4 separate regions of the Homo sapiens genome follow, and regions 2, 3 and 4 are each linked to region 1. A link is a contact called in ENCODE Hi-C or POLR2A ChIA-PET data. All regions are on one chromosome and are shown on one strand. The core of a region is the stretch at or near the end of the contact, and the rest is flanking DNA. Distances in the headings are between cores, read along the strand shown. Region 1 holds the start of RPS3A (ribosomal protein S3A). Region 2 holds the start of PPID (peptidylprolyl isomerase D). Region 3 holds the start of SMARCA5 (SNF2 related chromatin remodeling ATPase 5). Region 4 overlaps C4orf51 (chromosome 4 open reading frame 51).

Region 1 (3,310 bases), core at 474-2,973:
TATGGTGTGGCAACCCCAGAGTTAGCACTCAACAACGGCAAGAAAACAAAAATTTAAAATGAACTTTGTGGACATTTCACTGGTCTCAATAAATAAATAAAATGAACTTGCTCCTTCCAGTCATCAAACCATGCTATCCTTGGTCAAACACCCATAGCACAACCACTCTAAGGAACTTTGGGTCTCACCTGCCATTTTTTGACCATGGAACACATTTTGTCACGGGTAAGATCCATGCCATGGAAGTTAGTCAGGCAGTTTTTACCCTGAACATCTTCAGTAATCAGCTTGAATTTTCTAAATGCAACTTCATCATTCTGCAAATCAGCAAGACTCACTTCAAACACACGACCCTTGAGACCATCAGATGCAATTTCTACAAAAGAAAAAAACAAGTATCTTAACATTTAGGAACCATATAAGCAAAGTCAAGCCTGTAAACTGAGGGTAGAAATTAAGTTAATGGTAAATTATAAAGACCTTAACCTTTGTTATCAAATCTATCCAGACACCAGTGACTTATCAACAGTACTTATTTGAAGCTCAGAACTACCCATGGCACATTTTCTTAATTCAAAAAGCACCATCTTGCTTCTCTCCAAGTGCTGTACTAAAAATGATCACCACAGGTGCCAAGGCTGCAACCAAGAGCTGACATTTCCTTAAAGTCTCCCACCACAGGACCAACAACAGACCAAGATGCCTGCTACAATATACAAGCGCCAACTTAAGGAAAATACAAACCAAGAATAAGCTACTTACTGGTTCCTTGGGTCCTGGTGACGAGCGTCTTTCCAATATTTCTTATATTGAACATAGCAGGTGCTTTCACATCATACCAATCTTTCTTAGAAAATGGATCAACCCTGGATTTTAAGAAGATGCTTAAGTTCCATTGCAGATCAATTCTTACTGTATTTTTCACTGTTAATGGTATTTCCCATTAATATTTTAAAAAGCTAACCGGCAATTTGATACCAAAGTATATCTCACAGTGAGGTGAGGGGAACAAACATAAATCTAGCTCTTCCCACTGTACGTTTCACTGCATGCATCAGACTTTGAAAGGTTATGTCCACTTCCCACCCTCATCGGTCCATCCACTACACAGGCACTTAGAATAACATGCATCGGTCCTTCCACTACACAGGCACGAGTAACATGCAATCTCATTAACTTTGCTGGCACGTAATGGCATGTACTGGTAACTAAGAGACTGCATGGCCCCAAAGCTTAGCAGGAGCTCGCAGATTCCAGCGGGACCAAGCAAAGGCGAGATTGACGGGTCCTGAATGGATAGAAGGGTGCTTTCCTCAACTCCTGCTGTCGCAGTGCCATCAAACACTCGCAGAATTGAGGCAGCTCGTGAGCCCACAAAACTAACATTCCAGCCGAGTCGCGCCGGCAAGCCGGCTCAAACGCGACGCGCGCAAGGACCAGAAGGCCTGGGAAAGGCAGCCGACCTGCCGCTACTCAACACCGACCCTCCAGGCCGCGTTCCTGGGTGCACCAACCCGCCACGGCCCGCACAATCCGACTGGAATCCTCGCCATCCGGCCTACGCCGCGATCTAGGACCAGCCCGCCGATTCCAGCAGACCCCCAAAAAGCAAGACGCCACGACAGTCGCGACTTACACTTTCTTCTTGGCTCCCTTTTTGCCGCCTTTCGTAAGGCGCTTGTTCTTGCCAACCGCCATGGTGCTGGTCAGAGAGCCAAAAGGGCGGAAGTGGGAGTCGCGCGAGAACTTAGGCGTACGGGGGCGGGGCGCGCCGTCTACGTGACCTTTGCCCTGTTATTCTTCCGGCCTCAAGAATTCCGGGACAGTAGAGAGCGCCACTCTTTCTACTGTGGTTGCGACATCGCCATCGTGTGTGGGGAGGCCGCGCGGCATGCCGCGGGCTCACTGGAGGCTGCGCTGTGTAGACCAAGGCGTCGGTGGCCTGACGTGCAGGCGTCTGGTTACCTGTGGTTTCTGTGGCTGTGACGTCGGGAAGTAAGTTTCTGTAAAACGAGACGCCCACTCAACATCGTTCAAAGCTGAACTCACCGTCTAACCCCCAAACCTGCTTTTTGAGAGCATTGGCTTTGGAGTCAGTCAGCGGATCTGATTCAAATGCCGGTTTCAACAGGGCTTTGCTTGAGACCGACCTCTCCACGCTTGTTTCCTCATGCGTAATATGGGGGTGATAAAACGGTCGGCTTCATGAGGTTTCATAGGGCTAAATGAGCATCACTCCAGAGATGCTAGCGACGTTCTGCTTGTTGATGTGGATGCTGGTTCATCTCAGGTGTTGTTGCTTTGTGAACATTCACTAAGCTCTACGCTTATTTGTGTCCTTTTCTATATGTCTGTTATATATTGATTAAAAGGTTTTTTTAAAATAGAGTGAGACCGAACTCGTTGGCTCACACCTGTAATCCCAGCACTTTAAGAGGCTGAGGCAGGGGAATCAACTGAAGCCAGGAATTGGAGACTAGCCTGGGCCACACAGCCAGACCCCGTCTTTACAAGAAAATGATAAAATTAGCAGGGCGTTGGCCGGGCGCGGTGGCTCACGCCTGTAATCCCAGCACTTTGGGAGGCTGAGGCGGGCGGATCGCCTGAGCTCAGGAGTTCGAGACCAGCCTGGCCAACATAGTGAAACCCCGTCTCTACTAAACATACAAAAAATTAGCCGGGTGGGTGCCTGTAATCCCAGCTACTCGGGAGGCTGAGGCACGAGAATCTGAGCTCAGGAGGCGGAAGTTGCAGTGAGCCGAGATCGCGCCATTGCCTGGCCAACAAGAGTGAAACTGCGTCAAAAAAAAAAAAGTGAGATCTCCAAATGTTTCCATTTTTGCAACTAATCCAAACCCGCCTCCCCCATTTTTTTTAACTGTAGGGGTTAACAGAGCACATCCTGGCAAGGTGTGGCTGGCTAGCTCAAGTGTGCAGCCCTCGGAAAGCATCTGGCCCATACAGGCTTGGTACTCAGCCAGTGGTGTGTTGAGTTCCCTTCTCTAACTTCCCCTCTGGCAGAAAACCCTGTGACCAAGCCAAAACCAACCCTTACTTACAAGGCCCCCTGCAAGCTTTTAAACTTACAATCCCTTCCAGTCCTGCTAGCCTCCATCCCCTACCTCCCACTACACCCACCCCCCAAGACAACCTTCCTAAACCTCTAGTAGGGTCCTGAAATCTTTCAGTAATTCCATAAATCTCAGTTGCCTGGAGGATAAATTCAAAGTCTTAGTTTCATAATAGTATGAATGTACTTAACACTACTGAACTCTACACTTAAAAAAGGTTAAGGTAGCCCTGCCAGGTG
Region 2 (3,310 bases), core at 252-2,751, 7.6 Mb before region 1:
TCTTTGGTAACATGCCTAGTATACATGTAGTCAGAACTTGAAGCTTTTGCTTTTTTTTTTTTCTTTTTTAACATCAACTTTCGTGCTTAGTCCAGTGTATAACATCACAGGCAAATTCAAATTGAGAATAGGAATCAGTTGTTCTTTAACCGTAACCCTTCTAACTTTTACTTATCCTAAGACCGGGTAGCAAGTAGGGCAGGAGCCTTCATCTAGAGGGATGGTGACAGCTCTGATAGGGGAAAATTAGCACTGGTCTTTCCTTCCAAAAAGCCACTCTGGCTGCTGCTGTTGACACAAGGCTCCTGGCTTTTGAGACATTATTTGAGTGCTGGATTCCAATACTTTTTACTTTCTCATAAGAAAAAAAAATGTGAAGCATCTAAGGATATCTCCTGCCTTATTGATAAAGTAAGCCTCAGGCTGAATCCAAATTGCTGAGCTCCAATAGAACTACAGGGCAAAGCATCTACACAGGGAATTGCCACTCTTCTCCAAAATTAGGCTTTATTAAGAGGCAAGGCTATGTTCTCCTCATATATATGTGTGTGTGTGTGTGTGTGTGTGTGTGTGTGTGTGTGTGTAAAAAGTAAATGTTTTACACAGATCCCCATAAGGGAAAAGTGGGCTATAGTAATACAGTATTTTTTTGTTTTTCTTTTTTTTGGGGGGGGGGGGGACAGTTTCGCTCTGTCACCCAGTCTGGAGTACAGTGGCGCGATCTCGGTTCACTGCAACCGCCGCCTCCCGGGTTCAAGCGATTCTCCTGCCTCAGCCTCCCGAGTAGCTGGGACTACAGGCAAGCACCACCACGCCCGGGTGATTTTTTTTTTTTTTATTTTTAGTAGAGACGGGTTTCATCATGTTGGTCAGGCTGGTCTCGAACTCCTGACCTCAAATGATCCGCCCGCCTCGGCCTCCCAATGTGCTGGGACTACAGGCGTGAGCCACCGCGCCCCGCCAAATACAGTTTTATCAGGAATCAAAACTGTGCTCTCTTCTGGACTCTCAGCTTTAGCTGTTTGGAGCGTTTAGTCTAAGCCTTACCACTTACATTGTAATGTGAAGATCAAATTGTAACGACATGGCAATAATAAGGCTCCTATTGGTTGGGTACCACCAGTTTATGCCAGGCATTGTACTGATTCATGTCTTTAATCCTCAAAACGACCTTCCGAGGTCAGCGTTTTTATTCTTTTTCCAGAGGAGCAAACTGAGTTTCTGAGAAGTCACACCCAACTTGGTGGCAGAGCTGACGCTGGCATGGGGTTGACTCCAAAGCTCTCTACGCCACGAGGGTGGGAAAGACAACGAAACACAAGCGAGAAGAATAATGAGAACTGGGATCGCAACTTCATTAAATGAGAAGCCAGGAACAGGTGGCGGAGGGCACGCGGTTCGCTGCACGGAGTCGCTCAGGCTCTTTGAAACACCGCGCGGGGGAGCGGGGCGGTGCCGGAAGTCAGGCCATGGCTTCCGGTTCTTGCGTCGGAAGTGGCCGGTCAGCGTCGCTGCCGGTCTCCGGCGGAGACGGACTCTGGAGTTTGGGCGGCCCGGGCGGCCACTAGGTACTCTGATATTCCGTACTAAACACGTCTGCAAGTCAAGATGTCGCACCCGTCCCCCCAAGCCAAGCCCTCCAACCCCAGTAACCCTCGAGTCTTCTTTGACGTGGACATCGGAGGGGAGCGAGGTGAGCGGAGTCTGACGCTCGCGGAAAAGCCCCGAGGAGGCGGGGGTTCCCGGGATTTGGGGGATTCCAAGGGCGGAATGCGGCTCCGGCCGGTGACTGCTCAGTTTCGCGGAGGGGATGGCTGCCTAGGCTGGTCCGCCGGAGCAGGCCCGGAGATCTAGGGCTAGATCGATCCAGCGCCCTTGTATCAATGCCATCGGTGGTGCGGAAGTTTCTGGAAATTTCTAGTTCGGGAATTGTGGCGTCCTTTAGGTTTGCCTCCTGATTTGGTGGCACTTCCACGCCACCTTTGCACTACCAAGTTAGCATGAAATATTTTATGTTTGCAATGGGACAGTTCGGAAAGCATATCCTGGGATATGCGTCTGCTGGGCCCCAGGAAACTATATTTGCCACATGAGATAATATATCAGCACGTGCTGTGTTATTTATACGTTAAAGGGACTTGTTTGCTCATTGCTTTTGCCTTATTACTGATTCTTAATTTAGAGGTCCGTTCAGATGAGCAAACATTTTCTCTTAATTTGCCATTGGGAAAATGCGCTCAACGTAGTGATGGTGTTGCCTAGGTTACATAGCCGCTCAGAAGTTCCTAAGGCCTGGTGAATTAGGGAGCGTGTTGCTTTGTAACTGGATTGGCCTTGTTCTGGAACACGTTGGAATTGCTGGCCAGGCAATGTGTTTGAATGCATGTACAGGACACACACACGTTTACACGTACATTCAGTTTGTTGCAACTAGCTAGGGCTAGGTTTAATCTCACCTGTCTTAGCTGCTATCTAGAGGAGGAATTTTTACAGCTTTTGCTTCAGAGGTTGCATGAGGCAGTTTGCTCAGAGCACAAAGGCTGCAGGTATACGTAACACGTGGCAAGTCCGCCCACCCAAAGACTGTTTAATTTTCTCCCGTTGGTTGCTTGGTGATTGGAAATTCTCAGTACCTCTTGAAGAAATTACTCAGGATTTAAAACTATTTGTATTTAATGATATCTCTTACATGGTGCTAATCTTTTGGCTACTATAATTGGTTATGATCCTTAGTGTAATGTTTCAAATCTGTTTATATACATACATGACAGTAGGTAGACTAAATTTGAATATTAGAATAAAATAAGATTCACTAATTCTAGTGAGTATATTCAAAGGAAATGAAGTTTGTATGTCAAAGAGGTATCTGCACTCCCATGTTCATTGCAGCATTATTCATGATAGCCAAGATAATGGAATCAAACTAGGTTTCCATCTACAGATGGATTTTTTTTAAAATTTGATATATGTGCACAGTGGAGTACTATTCACCCATAAAAAATAATGAAATCTTGTCACTTCTGACAACATGAATTAATATGGAGGACATTATGTTACATGAAATAAGCTGGGCACAGGAAGACAAGGCATGATCTCACTTACATGTGGTTTCTAAAAAGTTGACCTTGAAGTAGAGAATGGAATGGTGGATTTCAGGGGTTGGGTAGATGTTGATCACGAGAGACCTAATTTCAGTTAGAAAGGGGGAATAAATTTAAGAGATCTATTGTATAACATAATGACTATAGTTAGTAGCAATGTGTTGTGTTCTTGAAATTGCAAAAAAGAAAAATTACAGTAAAGGGGAACT
Region 3 (3,310 bases), core at 379-2,878, 7.6 Mb after region 1:
AGGAACTATCAGGAGTTCCTATGTCACTAAACCTACCCTCACCACTAAAAGTTCTTTAAATGATTACTAACATTAATGTTACTTAACCCCAGCTACCCAAATATAACTACTGTGCCAAAAGCCTCAATGGTAAATTACGCTACCATTTTCTTACTGTATAATGATTCTGCATCAAGACTCATCTTCGGAGCAGTATTACTTTCATTCTGTCTAAGGATAGGAAAATCCCAGAAATCTTTGGGCTCCGACTCACAAAATATCTCAAAACAGGTCGAAGGCCAAGAAAATAAAAATTGGAAGGAGCAATTACTTTGTTCCCAGATGCAAAGCCTGGAAGCATATCCAATTTACCCGCCTGGCAGCTTCCCCCATCTTTCCAGCCCCCTCAGTACTGTCAGCATCCCCTGCCCAACCCAAACCCATAAGTCTCGGCAGCGAGTGGTACTAATTTTTTTTTTTCTTAAGGCCAGAGGCCAAAAAGAGAAAAGTGCCGGACTGAGAGCCAACCAACTGCGCCTGGTTCTCTAATTCATTCCTACACTTATTCATCCCCCCTAAATTAGACGGGGGATCCGAGACAGCTGCTGCTGCCTTGGTTGCTTCCCTTCCAGTGGAATAGTGCCTGGGAGGGGCCTTCTCTCCCTTCACAGAAGCAGCTGCGCCCCGCTTATCCCCACTGCGCACTCGGCCATCCAGCTCTCGCCATTGTTTCTGCCCACAACAGATACCGCCCCTGCAAGGACCGGGAAGAAGAAAAGGAGGCCCAAGTCCTCGGACGCGCTGCTTTTAAATGCCTCCTTCACCCCGCCCGTGCATCCCGCTCCTAAGGGGTCATCTCCTCGCCCTTCCCCGAAGTTTGGTGGAAACTAAAAACCACATTCAGAGGTAGGAGAGGGAATTATGGGAGTCTAGTGGGAAAAAAACGATGGGTCCCCCGGGCCACGGTAACCAAGAACATCTGTTCACTGAGAGCGTTCAAATATTTGTCAGGATTCACGAAAGAGACAAATAATTTAAATGTGAGGAGCCAGAAATCCATTTTGCTTAGCTCGAATAGGGTAAGAACAAGGGAGCAAGAGTGAGAGCATCATTTCGTATCCACAGGGTGTGAAGCTGAGTCTGGTGCAGAGAGAGAAACCCGGCTCTGCGTCCGATCGCCACGATCCGGCGAGGGAGCCAGCTCCTCCTCCCCGCTGCACCCGCTCCCCATGCCGCAAGTCGCCCTCACCTCCATCTCGGCGTCTGCGGGACCAGCGCTGGCCGCAGACGCAACCGCCTGCGCCGCGACGCCTTCGGGGCCGCCTTTGTTGCTGCTGTTGCTCCCGCCGCTGGCGATCGAGGCTGCGGGCTTGGAAGGCGCGCTCTCGGGAGGCGGGGGTGGCGGAGGCTCGGCCGCGGACGACATGATGTTCCGTCTGCGTCACCCGCTGCTGCCAGAGGCCCGAGTCCGGCGGGGATGGACGGGGAGGCCTAGGCCTGGATGCTACGTCGCAATAAACTGGTGGAGGAGCGAGACTCCCACCCGAGCGCTCCCCTGCGCCGCGCCTCCGCGACGGGCCTGAGCCGGGCCCAGGAGCTGCACACTCCCAAACGTTCTGCTCTTCCGCGGGGCTCTAGGTTCCACCGGCGCTTACCTCACGGCGGGAATCACGTCGACGAGGGTGGGCGGGGCCAGACGGGTCACTGAGGTCAAGGAAGGCCGGCTGATTTAGAGAAGGGCGGAGGGTTGGGGGAAGGGAAAAGGAAAACGAAAGAGAGACTGAGGCTGGGAAAACGCTTCGCCGCCTCCTCCTCTTCCTCTGGAAGATAACATCTATCTCGCCAGCATCCAGGACGACGACCTACGCCACCGACTTTCAACACTCGCGAGATTCCTTATTGGCTCACTGACTGGGTCCTGAGCGCGCATGCGCATACTGCCCTCCTCACCCTTGGCCCGCCCTCTTCCAGATCTCTAGCCGGCTCGGGAGAGAAGAGTGGGCGGGACCTCCAGGGAGCGCTCGGAGGTGTAGGTTTGTGCGCCTGCTGCTTGGCAGGACGCGAGCTCAGTGTTTTAGGCTTTCGTAACGGCTCACGGTTCTCGCTGTGTCTTCTGTGCCTGACAGGGGTTGGCGGCACTACCGGAAAACTTGTCTGGGTTTTGCGCTGCCCATTCAAACTTGGAAGTCTTGTGTCTGGCCCCAAAACTTCTGCCGTATCCGCTTAGAGGCGTGACGCCACAGCCTTGACGACGTTATGGTTACCCCAAGTGAAGTCTCACGGTTTTTTGTTGTTAGAAAAAAAAAAAAAGTCCGTTAGTGTGATTTTTTTCTTTTTTCTTTTTTTTTTTTTTTGCCTTCTCATGTTAGCTGCGTCGGTTATTTCTAAATACCCTCCTTAGGCACAGAGTTAAATGATATTTCTTCTGAATTTATATGCCAAAGTTAAGCAAATAACGTGCACACTACCATGGAAGTGAGAAACACGAATAATCAATATATGGGGAAGATAGGTGGTGCGATGTAATCTTTTCCCCAAGCATCAAACATGAAAATTAAAACGTACATTCTCCTTAAGTGTTAACAAATATTCAGCACTGATTTTGTATACTGCCTTAGGCAGCCTTCAATGCAGCTTAAGGGCCTTGTGCATTCATCGCCTACAAAATTTAAATACATTGTAGTCTGTTTGATAACGAATCTGCATACTACAGTAGATTACCTGCCCAGTACAGGGTCTTTTTTATCTTTTTTTATTCCTCATATTCAGTATTCTCTAAATGTTTGTTGAGTAAAGGAGACACATTTTTCGAGAGTTGAGGTTTGAGCTAACTGGTTATGTTGAATTCCAAACAGAAGGGATCCCCTTTGAATATATAGCCTGCAAATTTTTTAACTAATGGAATGATAATTCTTAAATGGACATCTGGAAAAATGTCCCCACTCCACTAGAAATGCTAGTTCTTAGACTATAAGGAAATGTCTAAGGATATATGCAAAGATGAATACCTACAATGATGTTCATCATAGTCTTCATATATGACTGCAAAAAGCTAACAACAGTAGGCTGAATCCAGTATTAAAAGTTAGGTGTTTAAAACTGTCATACACCCAGAAAATGAACTATTAACCTTTAACAACCATTAATGTAGAATAATGGTTGTTTTGTGTTGTTTTGTTTTCAGACAGTTTCTGTCGCCCAGGCTGCAGTGCGGTGGCATGATCTCAGCTCACTGCAATCTCCAACTCCCAGGTTCAAAGGATTCTCATGACTTAGCCTCCGGAGTAGCTGGAATTACAGGCGTGCACCACCACGCCTGGCTAATTTTTGT
Region 4 (3,310 bases), core at 570-3,069, 5.4 Mb after region 1:
TTGACCATGCCTATCTGGGGAGGCCAGGGCTGCCATGTATGGTCTGTGCTCCGTGGCACCCACCTCTCGCTGTCAGTCCAAGCTCTTTGCCAGGACAGCCTGAGTCATAAAACTCAGCACATTCCTCAGGCGTTGGCTAGTCTTTCCTTGTTATTACTTTGCTTTTGTTTTATGCAGCACCTGGTTTCATTTTTAAAACCCAAATAAAAATCACACGGTCAGGGCGGGAGTGGGGAAACAGGAGGAACAGCAAAGGGCTCTAACTCCGCAAACAGGGAGGCACAGAGCAGGACAGAGATGGGACTGCGGCTGAGGGACTGGGGAGATTCAGGATGTGCCACTAATGAATTGGTTTGACCACAATCTTCCTTGCTGTATATGATAAAGCTCTTGATGCCCAGGTCTCTTCCCCACCCTCCCATCCCCAAATTAGGCCGCAGTACTGTACTCATCAGCCACGTGACCTTCCCGAAGCCCCTCCACTTTCTGAGTGTCCTCAATCAATGGATATACATCTCGGATGAATCCTAAGGAACACTCTAGTTACAACACTCAGAGTCTATGAACCTGCCGGTTCCCTTTTTCTTGGACACAAGCCCTAACCCACGTGTGAGGGAATATGTTTCCACAAGCAAATATTTGTTCTTTGCCTTTTGGGGGTTAAGGAATGGTGGACAGACAGGCGAGAAGGTGTAGACCCCACCATACCAATGTTGCTGGTCAAATTGAACTTGTGTGGCCAGGTTACTGTTGCAACCTATCTGTAAAGCTGTTAGCCTTCATTTTTAGAATTAAAACAGAATTCTAATCAGCTATCCTCTGCGTATAGTAAAAAACAAATGATGAATTAATGATAGCCATTACCTTGGAGAACTGTATTTTCTTGGACTAGGAAAAGCCAAGAAATTCGAGATTAAAACCAGGATCATGAGGTACTAGACTCGGAACCTAAACAGAGGCCTTTCTCTCCTTCTGCCTGGGATGTCTACTGGGGCTGGCCAGGGCAAAACTCCGGAGGTTCCTAAGTGGCTACAGGGCTGCCTTTTCAATGCATGCTTTTGGAGAGCTTAATGGAAACCATACGAAGGTTGCCGGGAATCAGACCAGATGGCTCCCGGGGAATGTATTTAACCCGACCTAGGGCTAAGAGACAAAAATAATCACTAGGAGTTTGTGGGGCGGGAGGCAGGGGTGGTGCTGCGACTTTTAATTGTATTTTCTATTCAACAGAAATCCTAAGAGAAGGACGGTCTTGGTAACTAGGAGTAAACGGAAGGGGGTGTGGGGAGCAGAGAGCGGGGCTGGGGAGGAAGAGTGGTAGGAGGCGGCTACTTTAGTAAACCAAACACCGTTCTGCTTTTCCTCAGAAGTCGGCGGCTGCCGGGGCCCTTCGCGGGCCTAGACGGCAGCGGGCTCCTTCCCGCGCCCCAGGTCATGTGCAGCCCCTGCCGCTCCCGGTCCCTCCCTCCCGCGCGCTCCGCGGGGGCGACGAGGCGGGCGGTGGTGGGGGGGAATCAGCAGGAGGAGGGTCGTAGGCGGCGGAGGCGGCCTGTGGACGCTAGGGGAGGAAGATCGTGGGGGAGAAGAGGTGGGCCGTGGAGGAAGAAGGAGACGGCCGCTCCGGCGGGCCGGGAGGAGCGGGAAGAGGCGGACCGGGGAGGGGAGGGGCAGGCGGCGGGTGGGCGGGCCGTGGGCGCGGCTTTGGGGGCGCAGGCAGCCTACCGAGGGAGCCGGGACGGGAGGGCCACGACTCCGCCCCTGAGCTCGCGAGCCCGCCGCGTCTGAGGCCGCCCCCGCCCCCGCGACTGTCGGAGCCAATTCGCTTCCCGGCGGCGCCTTGCGCGGAGGAAAACCTGGCGGTGGAAGGCTCCGGCTCTGCTGGGTGACCGCTCTGAATACAAAGAGCATTTCTCACGCCCCTGCGCCTTCCCCGGGGCTCCCAGATACAAGGGACAGGCTCTGTGACGCCGGAGCCCCCGACGGTCGGGGCCGCAGCACCATTTCTGTGGTTCTAGCAGAGAAATGTGGTCCCAAGTATTTATTTAAAAAGGAAAATTTAATAAAGATTATAAAAACTTTTGTCTCTCTCCACCAATTAAAAAGGGAAAAAACTGATAAATGAAGCCCATGGAATTGTCCCAGAAAGCCAACCTGCCAGGGTCCAGACGTTCCTGGGCGGGGCGGGTGGGGGGAGGGTGTTGGGAGGGCCCCATACCTCAAAGTTGTTTATTAAGCAAACTCCACGCCTCCAGCCTTGTGGCTTCATTTTCCAACTCAGTTAAATGGCGATGAGGGTCCTCCCCAGCCATAATCGGAGTATCGATCAGCTTCTGAATCCTCAGATGAGCAAACCTTGCTTTCAGAATCGCACCGTCCATGAAGCTGGAGAAAAATGGCCTGGTTGTCAACACTCGCTCATCCGCAAAGGTCACTTTTCCACAGAATTGGGAATTAAATGGTCTCTTCCAAACCAGACATCATTCATGAGCAGGAGATGGGATTGATCCTGCATTTTCTTCCATCTCTCTTAACCTTCCTGTTTAATATATTGTGTCTCTGTTAGGAAGGCCAGATTAATAAAGTGGGAGAGAAAAAGGGCAGGAACTCTTGCAATCCCTAACCGGCCCCCACTGCTTCTCTGGTAAGATTCTTTCCAGGTTTCCCTAATTCCTTTAGTTCCCACATTCCTGGATGTGAATGCTCTGCTTTCCAGTTTCCATCAGGAACTTCTTCAAGATAGGACACAGGAATATAAATATTTAGAGAATGATTACCAAAAGCACTACCCAGCAAGCAAATACTTTCGAAACTAAGAATAGTGTTAATGATCGTTGAAAATTTCATTCAATCTCTACTTATTGCTTTGATGCAGGAAATTGGGCATTTATATATCTCAGTGCTTGTTCTCCTCCAAACTATATATATTTAAAAATATTAAGATTTGCCTTGTCTCGGCCGGGCATGGTGGCTCACGCCTGTAATCCCAGCAGTTTGGGAGGCCGAGGTGGGCAGATCACCTGAGGTCAGGAGTTCGAGACCAGCCTGGCCAACACAGTGAAACCCTGTCTCTACTAAAAATACAAAAATTAGTTGGGTGTGGTGGCACACACCTGTAATCCCAGTTACTCGGGAGGCTGAGGCAGGAGAATTGCTTGAACCCAGGAGGTGGAGGTTGCAGTGAGCCAAGATCACGCCATTGCACTCCAGCCTGGGCAACAAGAGTGAAACTCCTGTCTCAAAAAAAAAAAAAAAAAAAAAAAAAAAAAAAAAGATTTGCCTTGTCTCATAAATAAAAAGTCATGATTTATTT

The links. Hi-C counts contacts between places; a loop is a spot of excess contacts on that map. ChIA-PET counts read pairs that join two places held with the same protein, here RNA polymerase II (POLR2A). Pooled maps may share reads with other maps.
Region 2: a loop to region 1 is called in a pooled map, with 11 times the contacts of the local background. The contact joins the promoter of PPID here to the promoter of RPS3A in region 1. A Hi-C loop is called at or near these places in 5 of 50 pooled maps.
Region 3: a map of CD8-positive, alpha-beta T cell shows a loop between it and region 1 (29-fold over the local background). The contact joins the promoter of SMARCA5 here to the promoter of RPS3A in region 1. A Hi-C loop is called at or near these places in 4 of 168 maps with a recorded cell type or tissue (B cell, CD4-positive, alpha-beta T cell, CD4-positive, alpha-beta memory T cell and 1 more) and 10 of 50 pooled maps.
Region 4: a map of transverse colon shows a loop between it and region 1 (34-fold over the local background). The contact joins the enhancer-like site here to the promoter of RPS3A in region 1. A Hi-C loop is called at or near these places in 1 of 168 maps with a recorded cell type or tissue (transverse colon) and 6 of 50 pooled maps. POLR2A ChIA-PET finds 5 or more read pairs at or near these places in 1 of 52 experiments (BJ).

The regions. Positions count from the first base shown.
Region 1 is chr4:151,098,041-151,101,350 of GRCh38, reverse strand. RPS3A (ribosomal protein S3A) reads right to left here and starts at 1,723. Exons shown (of 6, transcript NM_001006.5): 1 at 1,637-1,723; 2 at 763-866; 3 at 189-376. The coding sequence starts at 1,698. RefSeq lists enhancers at 800-1,383, 1,404-1,963, 1,384-1,968, 1,267-2,466, 2,744-2,813.
Region 2 is chr4:158,721,587-158,724,896 of GRCh38, reverse strand. It overlaps PPID (peptidylprolyl isomerase D), which reads left to right and starts at 1,501. Exons shown (of 10, transcript NM_005038.3): 1 at 1,501-1,693. The coding sequence starts at 1,609. RefSeq lists enhancers at 923-1,507, 1,395-1,874, 1,508-2,091.
Region 3 is chr4:143,512,020-143,515,329 of GRCh38, reverse strand. It overlaps SMARCA5 (SNF2 related chromatin remodeling ATPase 5), which reads right to left and starts at 1,628. Exons shown (of 24, transcript NM_003601.4): 1 at 1,229-1,628. The coding sequence starts at 1,405. It overlaps SMARCA5-AS1 (SMARCA5 antisense RNA 1), which reads left to right and starts at 493. Exons shown (of 2, transcript NR_104027.1): 1 at 493-885; 2 at 1,105-1,858. RefSeq lists enhancers at 1,008-1,127, 1,188-1,247, 1,538-1,907, 1,938-2,007, 2,038-2,127 and 1 more.
Region 4 is chr4:145,731,525-145,734,834 of GRCh38, reverse strand. It overlaps C4orf51 (chromosome 4 open reading frame 51), which reads right to left. Exons shown (of 6, transcript NM_001080531.3): 6 at 2,038-2,382. The coding sequence ends at 2,275. Among named protein-coding and RNA genes, the nearest start is that of C4orf51, 53 kb to the right of the region's middle. RefSeq lists enhancers at 1-38, 39-838 and a silencer at 1,394-1,993. Within about 2 kb of position 1,819, at least 33 of the 41 ENCODE cell types and tissues checked have a DNase peak (open chromatin) inside an H3K27ac peak, as active enhancers do; they include transverse colon, where a contact is called at or near this core.